Linked DNA regions of Homo sapiens: region 1 is linked to region 2. The links are chromatin loops, found by intact Hi-C in ENCODE. Cell type or tissue: IMR-90. All regions are shown on one strand.

The links. A loop is a pair of places that touch in the nucleus more often than their neighbours do. Peaks named below come from ENCODE experiments on the same cell type or tissue, not always from the same donor. Only the 100,000 strongest peaks of a DNase experiment are listed, where the experiment ranks them.
Region 1: a loop joins it to region 2, with 2.3 times the contacts of the local background. A loop is called at or near these places in 2 of 110 quality-filtered maps.

What each region holds. Positions count from the first base shown.
Region 1 is chr19:44,173,976-44,176,475 of GRCh38, reverse strand. ZNF226 (zinc finger protein 226) reads right to left here. Exons shown (of 6, transcript NM_001032373.2): 6 at 1-978. Among named protein-coding and RNA genes, the nearest start is that of ZNF226, 10 kb to the right of the region's middle. In IMR-90, no CTCF peak of the experiment used is centred here; no DNase peak of the experiment used is centred here.
Region 2 is chr19:44,447,295-44,449,794 of GRCh38, reverse strand. ZNF229 (zinc finger protein 229) reads left to right here and starts at 1,323. Exons shown (of 6, transcript NM_014518.4): 1 at 1,323-1,486; 2 at 2,195-2,282. In IMR-90, no CTCF peak of the experiment used is centred here; a DNase peak (open chromatin) is centred at 1,294; H3K4me3 peaks cover 1,181 bases; H3K27ac peaks cover 706 bases.

The DNA of each region.
Region 1 (2,500 bases), 270 kb after region 2:
GTGAATTCCGACTGAAGCTCTTACCACATGCATCACATTTGAATGGCTTCTCCCCAGTGTGGAGTCTCTGATGGTCCTGAAGATGAGAGGCCTGACTGAAGGCCCTCCCACACTCCTCACAATTATAAGGTTTCTCTGCCGTGTGGACCTTGCAATGAACATTAAGTGCTGATCTACGACTGAAACCTTTCCCACATTGCTTACATTTGTATGGTTTCTCTATCACGTGGACTTTCTGATGGGTCTGTAGATGAGCGCCCTGACTGAATTCCTTACCACACTCATCACACTTAAGTTTTTCTCCCACATGTACTTTCTGATGAACAGGAAGAACTGGGCTGTAACAGAAGCCTTTTCCACGCTCAACACATGTAAGAGACTTCTCTCCTGATTGTAACTGCTGATGAAGATCAAAGCTGGAGAGATCACTGAAGGGTTTTTTACACTCATTACACTGGTACGATTTCTGTCCTGTGTGAATCATGCTATTGTGATCAAATGTCAAAATCTTCATGTTGTCTTTTTCATAATCATTGGGTCTATAAGATTTTTCACTTTTGTGTACTCTATGACCATCATGATGTGAAATCCAACCGATGGGATCAACACCCTTCTTACATTGACATAATTTATTTTTTATGGAAATTTGCTGATCTCTGTTCAATCTCTGTGACTCAGTCAGGAATGTTTTCCTCCAAGAATCCTGGGTTCTCAAGATAGGAAACTCTGGATTCCCAGTATTATTGGGACCATCTGCTTTATTTACTATATAGTTCTCATCTTCAGAAATTTGAATAGACAGTTCTGTCCCTACCTGGTAAGGGAAATCACCTTGTTTGTGACACTGAGAATTATTGATCATGGAGTCTTGACACCTGGTTAAGTCATTTGCAATTTGTTGCCAGATTTGCCAACAAGAAAGCTCTTCTTCTGATTCTCTGTCTTGAACAGTAATTAACTTACTTTGATTTTTCTCTCCTGTAAGGACAAAGGATTCAGAGAGATAGTGAATTTTTTTGTTCAAAGATTTAAGATTTCACACTGAGGACAGAGTAAAAGACTTTAATGAACCTCGGGATAGTTCTGCTCATCTTTTGTGACACATTTGAAGTTTCTGGTTTACATACTGACAGAAACCAAGAGATGGTCCAAAACCAAGAGATGGTCCACCAAGCTCCCAATTGCTAAGCACTAATGAAACCCATTTAAAAACACAACTACTGACATACTATCTAAATTTTTTATTCCATGTCTTTCCTACCATAATATGGTATCAATAAGGAAAAACATTTTGTAGTGCTCACAGTTTACAACCACAGCCCAGAAGTTACTGCCCGGCAGTCATTCATAGTCACTCAAGGAATGTATGCATATATGAGTCCTTCCAACATTTCTTCATATATAAATGACTTCCAACATTTCTTCTAACTTCAAATCCAAGTTTAAGTTTGAGCCAGGTCATAGAGCAAAAGAGCTTTTACAAGTAAGGTATCTGAAATACAAAAAGAACTAGAAAGTACAGTTTTGCTGCAAAGTTGAAAAGCTGTACCTGAGGTAGGGGTACACCAAGTGAGTTATTGCTGAAGAGAAAAATCAAAGTTGATAATCACTTGGGGTGAAAGGAAAGCATGAAGACCTATGCACTGGATCCTTCTAAGGCTTTTGCACTGAGTCAAAATTGGAAGGCTAGCAAAGAATGCTGTCTCTTTGAAAGCAAGGTATAGAAAGTTTCTGGATGTAGATATGTTTGTCTTTAACAAGAATGTTTTCCAAATTGACAAAGTGGTCTACTAGTCAATTGTGAAATAAATTTAATAGCTTGTGATATTTAGGAAAAAAAAACAGATAAAGTATCATATCAGAATAATCACAAGCAGTAATGGTGTCATTACATAAAAGGCCTTCTAAAGACATACATATAAGCCTACACGATATAAATGTTTGAGAGGCAACAATGTAAGATCCATTTCTTTTTATGAATGTGGACTTTGGAAGAAGCAAATGGGATGCAACTGTGCAAACATTTTGAGGGAAAGGCTAATGCTCATGTCCTGGTTTTTAGTTTTACTTTTTCTTTCCTGATATAATGGATAAGGAAATCGAATTTTATTCCCTTCTATGGGGGAATACCTAAGAAATAGAAATAAAAGTCCTTATTGTAAAATATTCCCTCCCCGAATGAATATGCTCTGCTACAAATGCTCAAAGAAAGTCATAAACAAAGCATGTTATTCAGTTTGGTTACAACTATGACACTATAGGTTCCCCAAGATATGGGTCAACTTGTACAGACAGGCAAACACATGCAAACACACACACACACACACACACACACAAAGAGAAATTAGAATTAGGTTAGGAATTCATTAGAAGACAAAAAATATTTTGCAATATCCCTTATTTATGCTGATTTGTTCACCACCTATTAGTTACCTCCATGGAAGACAGATTTCCATTAACTCATTTATTCAACTAATATTTATAGTGTCTCTGCCATATA
Region 2 (2,500 bases):
GATAATCTGTTTATAAGAGAGAGTTCTAGAACTTCTAGGATGAAATTTTTGAAACACAACAAGGAGGGAGAGATAAGGAAATGAGTTATCACTGTAACTGAAACCTTTCATCATGGCACAGAAAAAGCAATCTCTATCTTCAGAACACACTTGTATCCCAGAAAATATTTCATTATATATATAGTAATGTAGTAAGTGATTAGGATGCCGTTTAAATCAGAAAGGAAAGAATTAATATTTATGTAAATTTTGTTAAGAAAAGTAGACAATCCTTTGGTGAAACAGGAAACTCCATCTTCCTTTCATATCATACACTTAAATGAATCACGCGGTGATTCAAAAGAAAAATGAAAGAGCCTGAAATGAATATAGATATGCACTTATTGGGAATCAGGCTAAGGAATGTCTTTTTGGTCATACTGGAGAAAAAAAAGAAGCCACAAATGAAAAGACTGATATACCTTGTCAGATGAAGTTTTTTGTTTTTTTTTTTTTCTAAACTACTTTATAAATGTTGAAACTGGGGGAGCAATTCATCACTTAGAAGCGATATCATTCATACACAGAGAGTGTATGACAATAAAAGATGACAATGAAATGCAATCGGTAATAAGCATATTTACTCTGTCAAATTGGGAAAATAAGACAGGATATTTAGTCCATCAAATTGGGAAAATATTAAAGAAAGTGATTGTGTGTAGTTTTGATATCATAAAATTAGAAGTGTAAGTTCAATGCAGGACAAAGGGGTAACTTCCCTAAAAACTAAAGAATGCTAGGCAAGTATTGCAAATAATTTGTGTTTTTTTATTATCTCTATGTATCTCTACGTCTTTTGTGACATACAGAACTATCCACGATATATGACCTGTGGCAAGAAATGATTACAAAATATTATGATGCCATTTGGGAAATGGGATTCTTAAGAATTCATATTTACTCACATAAACCAGGGATTAAGTAAGAATTTTTTTTAAACCATTCTTTACATGTAATATGAACTACTTTTGAAATAAATATTTAGTTGGCTTTTACACCAGAAAATCAATAATGCTTTATATCCCTGGTGATGGGATGATGGGCTTGTTTGAGAATATAGTCAGGTTTGCTACAACGCGAATATGTTAGTACTGAGTAAAGACATTCTTTTCAACTCAGAAACACCTTGCATGCCGCCTCCCGCCGCCTCGCAGTGGGCGTGACTCGAGGTGGACGCGCATTTACGACACCATCGCCCCTAGGATCGGACTGCGCTGCGGAGGGTTCTGGGAAAGGTAGTCCCACACCTCGAGTCGACTACTTCCGTTTCCGGTGGGCGCGTCACCTTGATTGCTTCTTAGGCAGTGGTGAGGCGTCTTAGAGACGTGCATCTCCATGCGGTTGTACTGTCAGGCCATGGGAATTAGGATCGGCTCTATAGGACCAGTGTGAAGGGACAACGTGCGGCGGAGGGTCGAAGCCCACGGATTTCCATGAGCTCGGCCTGGTGAGGCAGGGGTGTAAGGAGGCGCACGTATCGAACATTCTGAGCGCCTGTGCGGGGTGGGCCCGGGTCGGCAGCCCTCGCAGTCCAGGCTTGGAAAAGCAGTTTGAGGCCAGCTCTGGCTTTGAGATGAGATCTGCAGTGCGGGAGACTCCACTGTGTCAGTTGCGGATCGATGACATGAATTTTCTCAGGGTAGCCGCCCACCCACTTGTGGAGTAATTTCAGAGTTTTCTGCGAAGTCATTTCTGTAAACAGGAAGTTGATTCCCTGTGTTCTAATTTTATCCTTTGAAATGTATTAAGCGCTGTGCAAGTCCTAGGAGTTGGTTTGCTGTATCGTTGCTGGCTCTGCTTTTTGTAGCCGCCTAAGCACACACAGGCAGAATTTCACTTGTAAGTGTCCCACAGCATGTGACAGTCAGCTCTGGATTAAAATCTTGAGATTTTGTCTTGATTCTCCTTGTCTCCTGAAAGGGGCAGTGAAAGTAGGCTTGTAGACGGTTTCTTTGGGCATCAGGAATGGCGTGTCCCTTGTACTCTGAGTCCTGTAGGAAGAGAGGTTCTTTTCCTCGGCTCCTGAAGCAAGTAGCGAGGGTAGATTACAGGAAGGGGTAGATTACATCCAGCTGGCACTGAGAGATTTCCCCCTGTGGCGTGGTGGGAATTGGGATTAAATCATGTTATCCTGCTGTTCATTTTTCTTTCACAGGCTTCCTTCTTGGAATTGTTCGTTTCTCGGAGATAATTGTATAAAAGAAGGAGAAATAACCCCACATCTCTTGACACTAGAGCTCCAGGTGAGTGAACTTTGGTTCTCTTTTGTGGCAATGCCAGGTCTCTTGGTGACCTCATTCTTCATCCCATTGATATCACAAATGTTCATTCAGACCCCTTAGCCACACCTGCCTTCCCCTAGAAATGGGGGAGGTTTGAGGAATTTCCCAGTGTCTTTATTTAGTGTATTCTCTTCTTGGCTCCTAGTAGTGTGTCACTGGGTCAGTAAAGGCTTACACTG